Regions from separate parts of the Homo sapiens genome. Here region 2 is linked to region 1. Evidence: chromatin loops called from intact Hi-C (ENCODE). Cell type or tissue: heart right ventricle. All regions are shown on one strand. Each heading gives the region's core, and the rest is flanking DNA. Links, peaks and the distances in the headings are about the cores only. Region 1 has its middle 650 kb from the start of GJE1. Region 2 has its middle 590 kb from the start of GJE1.

Region 1 (8,749 bases), core at 524-8,523:
AGTAGATATGTAGAAAAAATACTTCAACTTATTTGAAAATTATATTTACCCTTATTAGGCAAAATCTCATAAGGTTTTAGATGGCATCCATTGTCAAATTTCTACAATTGCTTATATATGTAATTCTCCTTCCCAAGTCAGTTACGTATCTTATTTTTATGGCCTTGTTGGAATTGGATTTTGTTAACCCAGCAAAGATAGCATCAGTAAGAGATGTGGCCTTGGATGTGGGACTTCAGAGAAAATTTTTTATCTCCTCCCACCATAGAATTACATCTTCTGTGAGCAAAGAAGATAAAAAAGAAACTTTATCAGATGGAGAATAGAGATCATTGGAGGTGAGGGACCTAGTAAATCGTTTGCATATTCCAAGATATCCCCAGTGTGGTTGGCTGATAGTGTATTTTAATCAACACCCTAACCTTTGGGTAACAAATCTTGTTAAGTCATGTACTATGTCAACCTCTGCAATATTTCAGTAACATTTAGAATCAATATGTGGTATTTTATTCCTATTACTACTATTGCAAGAAGAAATTAGTATTTTTTAACCCTGTTTGGAGTCCAACTGAAGTTTTATTTTATTATTTGATGCAATAACTTCAAAATTTGAGTTTGTTTTTCTTTATGTTGTATATTTCAATGTATCCAACACAAACATTTCTCTCCATGGTTCTGTCATTGCTTATATCTTATAAAAATCAGTGTATGGGAGTAGCTACCTTTTCCATAGAGACTTTGCCAATGGGAATATAGTCTTAGGGGATTTGAAATAAAGCTTTTGCTGGATATTTTACCACTGCCAAACACTGTTTTCACATTACCATTCAGATAGTAGTCTCATCGTGATCTGCTGAATGATTCCACACCAACACTTTTACTCAGGGTCTGCTTCTTGCAAGCCACACTCAGGTACTAACTTCTGCATTACTTTATTTATTACTTTAACTTATTTGAATACCATGCACCAGAAAACAATTGTGAATAAAATAAGGGGAAAATTTGCGTGAAGAGGACTTCTTGGAAAAGTTTTTGGGTTGATCAGAAAATCAAGAAAACAGCTAAAGAATCAACCCCTGAGCAAGGAAAAGGAGAGATCTCAGAATCTCAGCAGCAAGAGTTTGACATTCTTCTCCTTTTTAGATTGTCATGAACTGACTCAACTCTAATAGCCTTCTATACACTCCTTGTGTGCAGTACCACAATTTTCAAATTTCTGAAAGACAATATATATTTGACACAGCATCAGCCATATGTTTGTACTTGTAGGAAGCATGTTGTAGACATAAAATAATACTACCAACTTGGAGAATTTACAGAACTCCACCATCCTTCTGTCTTCCTCCTTCATTTCAATTGGTTGTCAGGTCTTATACTATATATTTTAATTATACCATCTAACTACCTTTTAGTTACGTTATCTCTTCTTATAGTCATGGGATGAGAAGTGTCATCCATCTTTTATCATTTCATCTTCCAGTCAAATTTCCACTGGCTTCATTGGCACAACATCTACAAAAGTATGTATAACATCGTGATCTCAAAAACAAACAACACAAATTAAAAATCAAACAAGCAAACATCTCTTGACCTTGCCTGTGGTGCTTTTCAAAAGACTGGGAAGTGGAAAAAGGGGACGTTCTGTGCTGAGGGTAAGAAAAAGCAGAGGTAATGAAGTATGACAGTATGAGATTTATTAGGAGGAAATATGAATATCAAATTATTGGTATTCTACTTAAGACTATGAAGAACAAAAGTGGATAGACAGGGAATCACAGGGGAGAGTGCCTCCTGAAATTTTATAACAAAAGCTGCATGGCACCTTAGCCATTCAAAAAATATATTCAGGTTTGTTATCCATAATAATTGAAGTAGGCCAATAGTTTTCAAAGTTCAGTTCAAAGTTTGGTTCAGTTAATAGTTTACTCTGCTTCATAAAATATAGAATTCCCTTCTCATCATCAGCGACTTCAAACCACAATGCCTTTTTAGGGCCAAGAAATGGAGCTATATAATAAACACTGCACAGATTCTGGAACAGGCTCTCTGGAGACAAAAGACTGAGAAAAATTCAGAAGTACTATCAGAAAATTGTCAGTCACAGGTTTAAATGGATGTGATGAAACTAGTTATGACTTAGTGGCTACTGATGGCTTATCATGCATTTTTTTAATGGAAAATGTCTTTCCTCCAGAACTTTAAAATTTGGAAATATTCATATACTAATATATTTTATGTAATAATATTAGAAGAGGAAGAACCTATATTCACATATTAATTATCATTTTTCTCACAAAGAAATAGAGATAAACCAAGACTAAGACATGGTCCCAAGATCACACAGCAATTAAGATTCAGTCCTTATTTACTATTCATTTCATTCTCTGAAACTGCAATTATATTTGCTTTCAAAGAATGTTCCAGAAAAATATAAGTGTAGAAAAAGAATAATATAGACATTAATTTCACTAAATAATATAAGCATTTTTTTTTTCTTTTTCTATCAGCTGAAAGCAGCCTAGGAGTGTTAATCCTCTTGGTGTTTCTCAACCAGACTCTTTTGCATGATAAAACAATTTTACTCTCATTGGTCTATTCTAGCATTTAAGTTAATTTTCCAACCATCTAAATTCCAAGTGTGCACCATAGAGGTTGAGCTTTTCTATCCATCTGCTACACCAATACCGTCCAGTCTATGCCAATGATTGAAGGGTATAAAAAAAGGGCCGTGTGGTCGTTTCAGTTTTGTTTTGTTTTGCAATGCAGACGCACTTGGAGCAGCAGGTCAATGAATTCTGGGAACTGCATCTTTTTGACACATGAGACCTTTGCAGAATGAATCAAAGTTAAATCCCATGAATAAATGCTAGTGTTTAATAATCATTCCGTTTATGGAAGCTTTATTGTGAATTCATAAAAGCAAGGACAATATTTCCTTGCAAGTCCACAAATCACCATCATAAGCAAGGCAATCGTGAATAAACTGAGCTGGACTGCATAGCCTCTTTGGCAGTTGCTAGTATTTAAATATGGATGGGAGAAGCAAAGACTAGGAGAAGTTGTCCTAAAGCAAGCAAATGACAGCTCCCACAAATAAAGGGAAAAATGTTAAAACAATAAACAAAAGAGAAACAATTACTTGCTCATTACAAACATGTCATATTGCATTCTTTATTTTGATTGTGGAAAATTAGCCATTGACTACCAGGAACAATTGATTTTCCTTCACAGCTGTTTTCTAATTACATCTGAACACTGAAAATTCTAGTGCAGCCATTCAGCTGTACAAAGAGAATTTTCTTTTATTATTTTTGCTATTGCTGCAAGCTCTGCCCAGAAGCATGACTATAGTTAGATGATCTGTACTGTATATATGTGGTGTTTGTATTAAAAGCCATGCTTTTCAGGGATGTTATAAGAACTCAAATATTTTAAATTACATAGGGCAGAACTTGGTGTACAAGCTGTTTTGCCCAGATGCTATTACGTAGCTTTCTCTTTCTTTTTGCCATCAAAACAAGGAAGAAGATAATGAAGATAGCTTAAATCGGTACATCCGTTTCTTAGTCACTGCATAGTCGTCAATTGGATCTATTTTTGTCATTGTGGCTTCTGATGAGTGTTTTGGCACAGTCTTACTGGGAGGGTGGAGGGTGATGGGCAGTTTCCTGTCAGTTAATTCTGTGGGTAAATTCTAAGCAAAGAGCATGGAGATTATTAACAGGCAGGATTCCAAGGTTTCAGAGAAGCAATTGAAATTTTTGGATGCTTCTCTTCAAACGCTTTAGAATTTTCCTCAAAATGATTTCAGTTTTAAAATATGGCCAGAAATATGAAACTTGCCCTTGGGAGTTTTCTAGGACTTGCGGTTAGTGAGTTCTGGAAAAATAGTTAAGATACTTCCTTCAGAGTTTAGGGTCTCTGATTAATCTTTACCATAATTTAGGTGAAATCAGCTCAGCAATGTTAACAATTCAGCAAAAATAAAGTGAAACCTTAAAATGTTTTTTTTCCAATGGAAAAAAAAACACAACATTTCAAGCCTGGGTTATTAAAGCAAAAACTGGGAGCTCTTATTTATTTACTTATTTATTTTAATTTTTTTAATTTATTTTTATTTTTTGTAGAGACAGGGTCTCACTATGTTGCCCAGGCTGGTCTACCACTCCTGGCTTCAAGCGATCATCCTTCCTCGGCCTCCCACAATTCTGGGATTACATACGTGAGCCACCACACCCGGCCAGCTCTTTGTTGCCATTTATTAAATATTTGCCCTCTTTAGAGGTAACTTTAATCAGGTATCTGTTCACTGGATGGCAATTTTTTAAGTCTTTGATCAAAACTCTAACCTCTGTAGTTCCTGTAGTAACGCAGTGTAACTTGAAATTTGCCATTTTACTTGGAAGGCTCAAAGATTCCTCAATGGCCCATCTTATTTTAGTATTTCCTTTGCCAAGATTAAGATTGAGGTGATGATTGTTTAATTAAATTAAATTTGGCTTGAGGCTGTCTCGGTACCGTAGGTCCCTACATAACAAACTACAATTTAACTAAACAAACTGAAAGCCTAATTTAGGAGTATATATTGTAACAAATTGCTAGGTCTCAGCCAGTCACAGCCGACTAGCTTCAGCCAATCACAGGCTGCCAATTGATCAGACCATGTCCAAACAAGTAAAAAATGCTAAGCTGTAACCAACCAGTTTCTGTACCTTACTTTCATTTTCTGTCCATATGTACTGCCTACCTACTTTGCAGAAGTGAGATCTCTGAACCACTCTGCTGGCTCTTGAGAGCTACTGGATTCCCAAATAATTCTCTGCTTCATTAAACTCCTTTAAATTTGTCTAAAGATTTCCTTTTAATACATTTCATCTCATTTTTATTTTTCTAAATTTTGATAACTTTCATTGACTTTTATCATAAAAATCAAGTCTAATACAAAATAAAACAATATAAAAATAAATGTATTGAAATTATATCAATTTTATTTCCTGACATATTTTCTTGATTTATATCATTACAAAAGATAAAAACTATCAGCATGGAGTTTTGAAACCATAAAAAATTTTTTTGAAAGAATGAGGAAAAGCAGCAAGAACTTTGGGTGTGATGGAGGTATGTGGTTAATTTAATAGGACTGATTTTTTTTTTAATTCTGGGATTTTTCTCACATAACCATATAATCTATTTGAAAACCAGATATTTACTAGAAGAGAGTGGCAAATATCCACTACTGAATAGATAAGAGTTTAGACATTAAAACTGAAAGCACTCTTAAGTATTTTACATGTAAAGAGGTTTAAGACACAGAACTAGTGGCCAATAAAACTGCTGAGAGGTGGCAAAATGACAGTCAGAAAAGCTGCTTTCAAGATATTTTTAAGTGAAGGAATCTCAGGAAGCCATTAACAATTATTTTAGTTGCCTACCACACCTAAGAAGATGATTCTCAGGAAGATCTCCAAAATCAATGGGCAAAAACCCATGTCTGCCATTTGTCAAAGCCCACACATTTATCCTCAGCCATGGCATGAGAACAATGGCTTCTGCTCTTCTACAACACCAAGAAATTTTCTCTTATCACTTAGATACAACTGAACCCCAATGGCAATGAAGCTTGTTTCCAGTCTTTATGTCCCTGTGAAATAAGAAACAACTTACAAATTTAGAGATGATAATACAGCAACAATATCTGAAAGAACTACACTTGAACACAAGAATTCAAACCCTAAAAGTAATAAAGTAATACCAATAATGATGTTATTTCACATACAGCTGTTCAATTGGATAATCACTGAATTGTCCTTACCGTTTAATTTATTTTTCTCCAGACTTACTCTATATGAACTATTCAACAATAGCAACAAAATAAATCAATAAATAATAAACAAGAGAGGTGAAGAATAATATCATGTGATTGATTTTTCTCTTCTTGAGAGCTTGTTTGGAAGTTCTAGCAGGGAAGCCCATCTACTCACGTGCCCTTGACTGAAGATGGGTCCTTCTCCATCGCGGATGGTCATCCTCTTTTACCGAGCACACAGCTTTGGAAGGAACGCATATGGAGTGGTGAGGAAGGAAGGGAACACCTGTCTAGTCAACCAGATCTGCTGCACCAACCCTGGCAATCAAATGGTTGATAGATGTTGCTCTTAGATTGCCCTCATATCCATAATTTTTCTCTTCTTCTTCTTCTTCCTTTTACCAAAACAACTACAACAACAACAAAACAAATAACTTTAATTTTGAAATGGCATTATGAGAAAAGGGTTCTGTATCGTGCTAATCCTTTTTTTTTTTTTTTTTTTTTTGAGACAGAGTCTGGCTCTCTCGCCCAGGCTGGAGTGCAGTGGCGTGATCTCGGCTCACTGCAACCTCTGCCTCCTGGGTTCAAATGATTCTCCTGCCTCAGCTTCCTGAGTAGCTGGGATTACAGAAGCTCACTACCACGCTCAGCTAATTTTTGTATTTTTAGTAGAGACGGGGTTTCACCACGTTGGCCAGGCTGTTCTCGAACTCCTGACCTCATGATCCGCCCACCTCAGCCTCCCAAAGTGCTGGGATTACAGCTGAGCCACCACACCCAGCCTGTGCAAATACTTTTTATGAGGAAATCATAGAAAAAGTATCTGTTAGTTGACAGGCAGTATCCATATTACAGTGTTTGGTTTGAGCACTTGAGTTGTTCTGAAGCTAGGTTACCATGAAAATAAATACAGTGATACTTGGAATCAGAGAACACATATGGTCAGCATTTTCCAGATGGCATATTTATGTCAAATGTATAGACATTATAAGAAAAAATATTATAAGTCAATATTAAGAAGACTCTCTAAATATTTAGGTAAATACAATGCACTGTTCCCTCCGCCCAGAAATAGAGTATGATCCTGGCACCTTGCCAAGAAACACATAGAAATATCCTTGTACGTTGTGCTTATAGTAGATAATCTGAAAAGTTTCATCCAAATCTTAAATTCTAGATATGAATAGTTTGTAATAAAGTGTTAGAAGGATCAAGATTAAAAATTATTTGCATATGGTTCCCAACGCCTCTTAGTAATCAGTGGATGATAAGTTCCTTGTAACTTATTTTAATAAAAAGTCTTGAGTACAGAATGTGAGTATATTATAGACTAAATATTTATATTCCTTCCCCCAGATTCATATATTGAAGGCCTAACTGCCAATATGACTGTATTTGTGTATTTGGGGAAGAAGCCTCTACAGATATAATTAAGGTTAAATAAGATCATTAAATTGGGACACTAATCCAATAGAAATAATGTCTTTATAAGAAGAAACACCAGAGAGAAAAATAACTTTCTCCTCTCTCTCACTCTCTCTCTTTCTCTCTCTCTCTAGCTGTCTCTCCAGGAGGACACAAAGAAAAGATCAAGACAGCATGTAGCAAATGTAGCAAGGAGGCATCCAATCATCTGCAACCCAAGGGGCAAACCCTCGCCACACACCAACCCTGCTGGCTCCTTGCTTTTGGACTTCCAGTTTCAGAATTATGAGAAAATACATTTCTGTGTTTAGGCCATCAAGTCTATTGTATTTTGTTCTGACAGCCTGAACAGACTAATACACAGTATAATACAATTGAATTGTTGATTCATCTAAGAAATATATAATTTCTACATGGTTTGTTGCAATTATCTGGGAATAAATATTACCATGACCACTTATTCAGAACTTGATATCTGTATTTATTTCTAAGCATGCATATAATCCCATTACTTGGTAGTCATTTGAATGTATGTTCCACACTTACACCAAAAAGTGATAATAGTATTGACTTCATATAAGAAGTCTTGATAGTCAGTAGTATTGACTTCACATAAGAAAATATTATAAATTAATTCCAATTCCAATTTATGAAGATATTATAAATTTAATATCTCTGAATGTAAATTCTCGGTTGTTCTAGATATAAAAATAAATTATTGATTTATTTTGCTAAGCTACTATAAAACACAATAAAATTTAAAAGCCTCAATTTTGCTGATTGTTTACTATTACAAATCATGCTGGAATGGACATTCTCATATTCTGTTTAGTCTTAATCCTTCCCCCACCAAATCCAATGGAGTCAAGGATTTGGACACAGACACTTTATTTTGAAGTTGATCCCAGGCACCAAAAATGAGAAAAGAAAGAAAGGGAAATAGGTAAGAGAAAAGGGGCAATAAAGTTACGTCTTAACAAGCTTGAGTACCACAGTTAACAACTGAGTCACAATCCCACTGGGGATTGTAAGGAACATACCTTGGGTTAGTTCTACCCCAGTACAAGGAAGCTACAGGATTTAGCCATTGCCTTTTAGCCCCAATTGTTGAGGATTTCCCTTAAGTAGTGTTAACACAGGCACATACTGAGTGTTCCTGTGTCCAGCATTTCTATCTCATTTGTTTTCAGAGAAACGGCTTAAGTGGAGAAGGGTGATGCAGAAACAGGAAGTTACAGTCTAGCAGCAGGTCAGTAGCTGTTTAAAGGAGCAGTAGGTGAACTCATCAGGCCAAAGGGACAGGGAGCATTTACTAAATTTGCACATATGTAAGAGTTTCTCTAGTGTACACATTCAGTAATGATTTCATTACTGAGCTGTCTATGGCTGTTTCTTCAACCTTATAAGATATTGCTACATTGCTCCTCAAGGTTGTGCTGCCCAAAGACAATCCTGCCAAAATAATGAAATGTTCCAGTGGTGTAAAATTTTTATCAGTATATATATAATGGTTAT
Region 2 (8,749 bases), core at 330-8,329, 60 kb after region 1:
CAGATGTGTTCAATTGCAATTGTGTGTCACTATGACACACAATGACCAAATACCGTTCCAGCATTACTTGTTGAAAGGTTACCCTTCTCCCAGTGAACTACCTTGACATCTTTGACAAAAATCAATTAGCCATATATGAGTCAGCCGAATTCTGGTCTATTAATCTTTATGAAAGATTGGTCATCCATCTTTATGAAAATACCATACCGTATTTATTACGATTGCTCACTAGGAAATCTGAAATTTTAAAGTGTAAGTCCTTCAAATTAGGTTTTCCATATTTACTTTAGTGTGTAGGTCATTTGTGTTTTCAAATATATCTAAAATTAACTTGTCAGTTTTTACAAAAAAAATCCTCTGTGAATTTGCAACTATGTAGCACTAAGTCTACAGATAAATTTGAGAACTATTATTTTAATAATATTGAGTTTTCTAATCTAGGTACATGTTATAACTTTATTTGTTTTTTTTTATTAATTTGCCTCAGTAATGTTTTGCAATTTGTAAGGTAGAAGTCTTTCACAGTTTTTGTCATATTTATTCATATTTTATAATTTTTGAGGCTATTGGAAAGGAATTGTTTCTTCTTAATTTTATTTTCTACTTGTTCATTTCTAGAGATTATAGCTACAATTGTTTTTTATATATTTACTTCGAATACTGCAACCTTGCTAAAATTGTTTTAAGAGTAGTATCTTTTCATTAATTCACAAAATTTTCTACATACAAGATCACATTGCCCATAAATCTTCCTTTTTAATATGCATGGCTTTATTTAGTTTGTTTGTTTGTTTTATTCCAGTAGCTAGGAACTCCAGCATTAGAGGTTTTCCATTTCTTCCTGAGGATAAATGCCAATCTCTTCTGTTGCAAATTAAGGTTAGTTAAATATGCTGAGGGTGGACACCATTAATAATGGCTTCAATTCTAATACTTGGAAAAAATGTTGTTTTCTTCTAGTTTGGAAGGGAGGAATCCTAGTCCCACATACATTCGAATTTGCATCTCCAAACTTAGATTTCTGGAATTGGGACTAGTAAACCTATTGATGTGGACATAATACAATGGATCCACTTTTGTTGCACGAATATGATATTCATGTGTGTCTTTTGGATACTGAATAGTTCTGCAAATATCTCTCTGTTCTGTGGAGTTTTACAAATGCCAGAAAGTATCATTGTGGTATTCCTGGTTTCCAAATGCATAAACAAACTTGTACCCAGATGCAGTCACATTAAATGCTATTAACAAAGTTCTCTCTAATATAAAAAGATAGTGGCAAATGTATTTCTGAAGGGAATGGCTGGTTTTTAATTTGTAGTGGAAATAAATCTCTCAATAAAATTCAAGGATACATTATCATGATACTGTGTAGGGAGCAATGAAAGTAGATGAGTTGGCAATCAAATTTCATGCTTCAGGGCTTGAAGTGTTTTTATAGGGGTTATAATGGGATCTTTTGAAATAAGTGAAGGAATTTTTCTTGCCTTAAAAAGTCTAGAGTCATCTATGTAGATTGTGGTCCAATCTGGAGTTTCAAATGAACAGTAACATAGCTGTTCAAAAAGAGAATTTGACAAAGTTTAATCTGTCTCTTGGCTTCCCTCGAGTGATATATAAAAGCATGATATGAAGCCTTTTGGACACAAAAGGAGTCCATGAAATTATTCAACTGGCATTCTTTCTCATCTCAGAAGTAACTGACATCTTACTCTTTCCTGTACTTGTAACCAAAAGAAACATCTTTATTCACATTCACTAAGGCTCACTTCCTGCTCTCTTGTGTCATACATCACAGCTGTGTACAGAATCCATACAAGGCAAGATGTCAAAAAGGAGCCAATGAAGAAATTGTTTATGTTCCAAGAATTAATATTGCCTCTGTCTCATGAGTTTTCTTTCTCTTAAGGGAAATATGTGTTTTCTTATGTTTTAATGGTCTCTTGATTAAATTGCTTCTTGTGTGGATATTAATGAAGATTTTTTAAATGTTGTTTTTTAGTTGTTTCTATATCTCTGTAATAATTTATTGCAATTTTATGTTCAGTTTTATTCTCAAGAAATCATCTTAAAAGATTACCTTGAACCTTGCACCATTTTGACATTTAAACATCCATAGTGTCATCTTCTCTCAACATTATCAATAAACAAAAATTTTATTCTTGAGAGAATAAGACTACCAAAGGAAAAGACTTCTCAGAAGGTCATAAAAATTTGTATACATGCATAGGAGGAATTTTATGAAATTCTATGTTTTAAATTAACGTTAGCTTCCATCTTCACATAATTTTAATATTTATTCTTGACATGCCTAGATGATAACATAAAATATTCCTATCCTCCTAGCCTGTTATCTGGAATGGTTACTATTTTATTTTTGCTGTTTATTTCTTTTTCTTCTCCTCTTCTTACTTTTTCATGTTCTTAAAGAATACTAATACTAGAATATTAATAAAATAAATATTTCCAAGCAAATGACTTTTAAATGAGTTTCCTTAAGGAATAATTATTGTTTACCTATTTTTTTCTTTTTTCTTTTCTTTCTTTTTTTTTTTTTTTTTTGAGATGGAGTCTCACTCTGTAGCCCAGGCTGGAGTGCAGTGGCATGATCCTGGCACACTGCAACCCTCCACCTCCTGGGTTCAAGCGATTCTCTTGCCTCAGCTTCCCAGGTAGCTGGGATTACAGGCGCCCGCCAGCACGACTGGCTAATTTTTGTACTTTTTGTAGAGACAGGGTTTCACCATGTTGGCTAGGCTGATCTCGAACTCCTGACCTCAAGTGATCTGCCTGCCTCAGCCTCCCAAAGTGCTGGGATTACAGGCATGAGCCACTGCGCCCAGCCTGTTTACCTATTTTTAATTAAATGTGATATTCTCTGCACTGGCACTAAAAATTATTCACAAAGAGCATAAAAATAAAAATGTCTTATATGCTTCTTTGTAGAGACATATATTTTACTAAATATTTGGTTTTACTGAGACTTCCGTATTTTTAGATTAAAGAAAAAACAAAAACGCATTAATATAAATTCTCACTTTAAAATAAATAAAGTTTGGTTATTTTCTTTCATATTTTATATAGTGAGTATACAATTAAACCTTTGGGAGTGGACAACGTTCTCTTATTTTGATATATAAAAACAGATTTCATATGCTTCAAACTAATATATGTATATATATACAATATGACTAATGCACAATAAAACACTTTACTAAGCTTATAATAAAAGATCTTGCTACTTCAGCTCATCACACTCACTCTCTTGTTAACAGACCCATAATCTTGTATCTTCAGTGCTTATATAATCAAATAGTTAATTCTATTTTGGGGAAAATAATTAAAAATACCGAGCACATATTTTTTGGCTTCTTGAGAAGATTAACCATTTCCAAATTTTCTGGATTGCACCTGACTTCAATGAAACATAGAAGACCTAAACAATTTTTTAAATATTAAAATATAATTCAAATTAATTCAAAATTTTTCTTCTGTCATCTCCTCAATGAGTCACATGTGGAACTAATTTTCATAGCAACAAAATTTTACTTGTACCTTCCCCAGTAATCAGCGATAAACTGTGCATGGCATCAACTGAGCATTAAAATAATTATTTCTCTGTACACATGCTACTACTTTATCGATATTCATTCTTTTGTTTGGTTCCAACAAAGAATGAAGCTGTGCTGTTACCTTATTAAAATAATAAAAACTGTTACACTGATAACCAATGACAACATACAATGCAGTAGCATCAAATGGACAATAATACCCTCATACTGACTTTTCTGATAAGGCCTCCTAACCTCACAGATCTGATTCATTAATGCTCCAAGAACATCTAAAATGTCACTCAGTCTTTCATTTATTTCCTTCTAATAAATTAGTGCTAATTTCATTAGAATATTTGACCTGTTTTGAGTATTCTTAAAAAAAATAGTGACCTGTAGTTTGGTTAGTAAAAACCATAAGAAAACATCCAAAGTGATTTAGCATGGAAATATTTGTAGTTGGGGAAGGTATAAATCTGAAGAAATGGGAACAACGATCCAAATAATTCCAAAGATTGGTGTGTAATTTGTGTCACAATAGAAAGGGATGGGGAAAACAGGAGGGGCAGGGGATTGTGGGGGTTCTTCCATGTTTACTAAATATCAGACATCAAATATCAGATGCATCAGCAATAACAAAACACAGAGAGAATGTTAAAATCACTAAATATATGCAATGTATATTCCAAATGAAAGATTTGTCATTTACCACTCACCCACAAAAACTTTTTTGTTGTTGTTTAAAAGTTTTTGGCTGAGCACGGTGGCTCACACCAGTAATCCCAGCACTTTTGAAGGCCAAAGTGGGTGGCTTGCTTGAGTACAGGTGTTAGAAATCAGCCAGGGCAACATGGTGAAACCACGTCTCTACAAAAAATACAAAATAAATTTAACCAGACGTTGTGGCATGTGCCTGTAGTTTCAGCTACTCAGGAGGCTGAAGTGGGAGGATCACCTAAGCCCGGAGAGGTCGAGGCTGCAGTGAGCTGAGATTACGTCACTGTATTCCAGCCTGGGTGAGAGTGAGACCTTGTCTCCAAAACAAACCAGGAGTTTGTTGGCTTGTTTTTATTTTGCTTGTTTTTTAAAAGATAATTTAATTTATAAGAGCATTTTGGTTAAGTAATCTATACACCATAAAATCCACCCATTTTAAATTTTAAACATACAACTTAATAGCTTGAAGGTACTTTTAGTAAATTTACTGCGTTGAGCAACCATCACTTCACAACCTTTGTATTACTTGAATTCACCTCTCAGTTTCATCTCCACACTCAGATGACCATTAGTCTATTCTCTCGATAAAGATTTGACTTTTGTAGACATTTCATATAAATGGAATCATACAATATTTGGTCTTTTGCATTTGTCTTCCTTAGCATATGAGGTTCATCCATGTTGCGACATGTATCAAAAGTATCCTGTTGCTGAATATATATGATTGTGTGGATATAATATTTCTTGGGTATCTACTAACCAATGCATTGACATTCAGATAATTTCCACTTTTTGACTATTATGAAAAATGCTGCTATAAAATATTTGTGTATAAATCTTTGAGTGGATTGTTCTTTGCTATGATGGTATATAAAATATAGTGATTTTTTATAATAATTTTGTATCTTATAATATAGCTAAACTTGTTCTAGTAATATTTAGTGAATTACTTGAAAATTTGTTATAGAAAATCTTGTTCTTCCTAATAAGAGATGGTTTTATTTCTTCCTTTATGATTTGATGGCTCTAATTTATTTTTCTTAACTTATTACACTAGTTAGGACTTTAGGACAAAAGTGCATAGGCATGATGAGAAAAAATATCCTTGCTTTGTCCCTGATCTTATCGGTAAAGCTCTTAGTCTCTCATCAGTAAGTATGATGACAGCTAATGGTTCTCAAACATAACCTTTATTAAAGAATGCCACTTCTGTTTCTAATGGGCAAGAAGTCTTTTTTATCACAGATTAACATTGAATCTTTAATTACTTTTTCTGCTTCTATCGAGATGCCTATATTGTTTTTCTTTAGTTTGTCAATATATAGTGAATTACATAGATTGATTTTTTAATGTTAAAGCAGCCTGGAATTTCTGGAATAAACTCCATTTGACCATAATGTATTAACATATTTTTATGTTGCTATATTCTCTTTGTTGATATTTTCTTGAGGATTTTTGAGTTTATGTTTATGGAAAATATAAGTATATAGTTTTCTTTACCTGTGATGTGTCTCTCTGTGAATGGTGTCACTACAATACAAGCTTCATTGAATGAGTTGGGAAAGCTTCATTACTCTATTTTCTGGAAGGCTTTATGGGGTTTGGTATTACTTCTTCTTTAAATGTTTGATAAAATTTACTAGTGAATTTATGTGGGTCTGGGATGGATTTTTAATTATTAAATTTACTTTCATATTGGCGAAATTTAGGTGTTTCTTCTTGAGTTGATTTTGGTAAATGTGTCTTTCTGAAGAATTTTTCCAATTCTTTTAAGTTGTGTAATTTGTATTTCTTCTTGAGTTGATTTTGGTAATTTTGCCTTTCTGAAGAATTTTTCCAACTCTTTTAAGTTGTGTCATTTGTTTATAATGGTCCCTTTTATTATTTTAATTTCTGTAAGGTCTGTAATGAAATCTTCTCTTTTGCAGTTTGGTTAATTTGTATCTTCTCTCTTTTTTTTCCTTCATCTTTTTAGCTAAAGATTTAACCATTTTTTTTAATTAAAAAAGCCCTTACTTCTAATTTTATTGATTTTTCTCTATTGTTTTGTTATATATATATTTGATTTGCAGTCTGATATTACTTCCTTCCTTCTTGCTTTAGGTTTTGTTTTCTCCTAATTTGGAAGCCTAGGTTATTGATTTGAGATCTTTTTTTTGTTTTGTTTTCTAATGAGGCATGTTATGATTTGAATGTTTGTGCTGCTTCAAAATTCATATTAAAACTTAATCATCACAGCAATTATATTAGAAGCAGACCTTTTGGGAGAAATTATTAGGAAATTATTAATGACCTTAGAAAAAAGCTTTTAGAGAGGATCTTCTTTCCCTCTGCCCTTCTGTCCCTTCCATTGCTTCTGAAAATGTTTGTCCCTTTTGCTCTTTTTTGTCCTTCTGCTCTGTGAGAACACAATATTTACCTCTTCTACCATGTGAGGACACAGCAACAAGGCACCATTTTGAAAGCAGAAAACATCTCTCACGAGACACCTAATCTGTCAGCACCATGATTTTGGACTTCCCATTCCCCAGAACTGTGAGAAAATCAACTATTCTTTATAAATTACCCACTATCAGATATTTAGTTATAGCAGCACAAAAGGACAAAGATAAGGTGTTTAAAGCAAAACTTTCCTGCTGAGCACTGATTTAACTACATTCTTTACATTTTGATATGTTTATTTTCACTAAGATAAAAATATTTTCTAACCTCTCTTATGAATTCTCTGGGTTTATGGGTCATTTAAAAGCATTTTATTTAATATGTGAATATCTGAAGATTATGTAAGTTTTTTTTGTTGTTGATCTCTAATTTGATTTGGTTGTAGCAAAAACAATTTTTAAATGACTTTTAACTCATTTACATGCATTGAAACTTGTCTTAGAACCCTAAAAATGGACTATTCTCAAAAAGTATTTTCTGAAAACTTTAACAGAATGTTCATTCTGCTGTTGTTGGGTGCAATGACATTAGGTCAAGTTGGTTGATAGTGTTGCCAAAGTGTCTGTTTCCTTTCTGAATTATATTTATTTTCTGTATTACTGAGAGTGAGTTACTGAAGTATCAAAATATTACTGTTCAATTAGCTATTTCTTCTTTAAATTCTGCCAGATTTGCCTCATATTATTTTGAGGTCATTTGTTGAGTGTGTATATAAATACTTGTGGGTGTATGTTTATAAAAATTATAAATTCCTAATGAGTTTATCCCATTGTCTTTATAAAATGCCTCTATTTGCTTCTAGTAAAATATTTTTATCTTACAGTATGATTTCAGGAGTATAATTTGCATCCTCTTGAATGTGTAGACAAACGTTTTTCATCAAATTGAGGAAATATTTGCCATTATTTATTATTTTTCTCTCCCTTTATCCTCTCTCCTTCTAGGACTCTCTTTATGCATGTGTTGGTATGTTAGATGGTATTTCACCAGCCACTAAAGTTCTGTTCATTTTTATTAATATTTATTTCTACACACACACGTATATCTTCATATTCCCTGAATTATTCTTTCTGCCATTACTAATCACCCATTGAGCCTTTCTAGTATATTTTTAAATTTTAGTTATTGAATGCCTCAGGTTCATAATTTCCATTTAATTATTTTATCTATTTCTTTATTGCTATCCTCTGATAATCTGTTGACATCATACTTATCTTTACGTCTTTTAATAAGGATTTCTGAGGCTTTTAAATATATTTATAAGAGCTGCTTTGATATTTTTTCTGTGATGTACTACATACATCTGGAGCCCTTCGGAGATAGTTTCTATTGATTGAATTTTATTTTCTGTATACTGATCACACATCCCTATTTCTTTGTGTATAGCACTGGGTTTTGAAATCTGGCCACTTAATATGAAATATTACAGCAACTGTGAATTATTATTCCCTATTCTAAGCTGGTGTTGTGTTTCTGTTTTTTGTTATTGCTTTAGTCCATTTTCTGTTGCTTATAACAAAATAAGTGAAACTGGGTAATTTATAAGGAAATTTATTTTTTACAGTTATAGAGGCTGTGAAGTCCAATACCCAGGTGGTGAATCTGGTGAGGCCTTTCTTGCTGGTGGTGATTCTATGTGACATCCCAAGGTAACCCAAAGCATCATATGGCAAGGAGGCTGAGCATGCTAACATGCTAGTCAGGTCACTTTTCCTCTTCTTATAAAGCCACTAGTTCCCCTTCCATGATAACCCATTAATCCAGTAACCCATGAATGAATTAATCCACCCATGAGGACAGAACCCTCATGATCCAATCACCTCTTAAAGGCCCCACCTCTCAATACTGCCACATTGGAGATTAAATTTCAACATGAGATTTGGAGGGGGCCAATGTTCAAACCATACCAGCTATGTTTTGTTTTTATGTTTTTTTAAAAAAATTTGTTTATTTGTTTAATGACTGGGTGGGAATAGTTCTGTGGTCTCTCCTGACATCAGTAATGCCAGTAATGCCTATGATTCACTTTTGTTTCCTTG

What was found. Hi-C counts contacts between places; a loop is a spot of excess contacts. Peaks named below come from ENCODE experiments on the same cell type or tissue, not always from the same donor. Only the 100,000 strongest peaks of a DNase experiment are listed, where the experiment ranks them.
Region 2: it touches region 1 in a loop (2.1-fold over the local background); 13 of 110 quality-filtered maps call a loop at or near these places.

What each region holds. Positions count from the first base shown.
Region 1 is chr6:141,480,239-141,488,987 of GRCh38, forward strand. It overlaps the pseudogene RN7SKP106. Among named protein-coding and RNA genes, the nearest start is that of GJE1, 650 kb to the right of the region's middle. RefSeq lists an enhancer at 3,384-3,523 and a silencer at 8,361-8,561. In heart right ventricle, for the core only: no CTCF peak of the experiment used is centred there; a DNase peak (open chromatin) is centred at 3,646; H3K4me3 peaks cover 1,500 bases; H3K27ac peaks cover 3,114 bases.
Region 2 is chr6:141,540,359-141,549,107 of GRCh38, forward strand. No RefSeq gene overlaps it. Among named protein-coding and RNA genes, the nearest start is that of GJE1, 590 kb to the right of the region's middle. In heart right ventricle, for the core only: no CTCF peak of the experiment used is centred there; no DNase peak of the experiment used is centred there.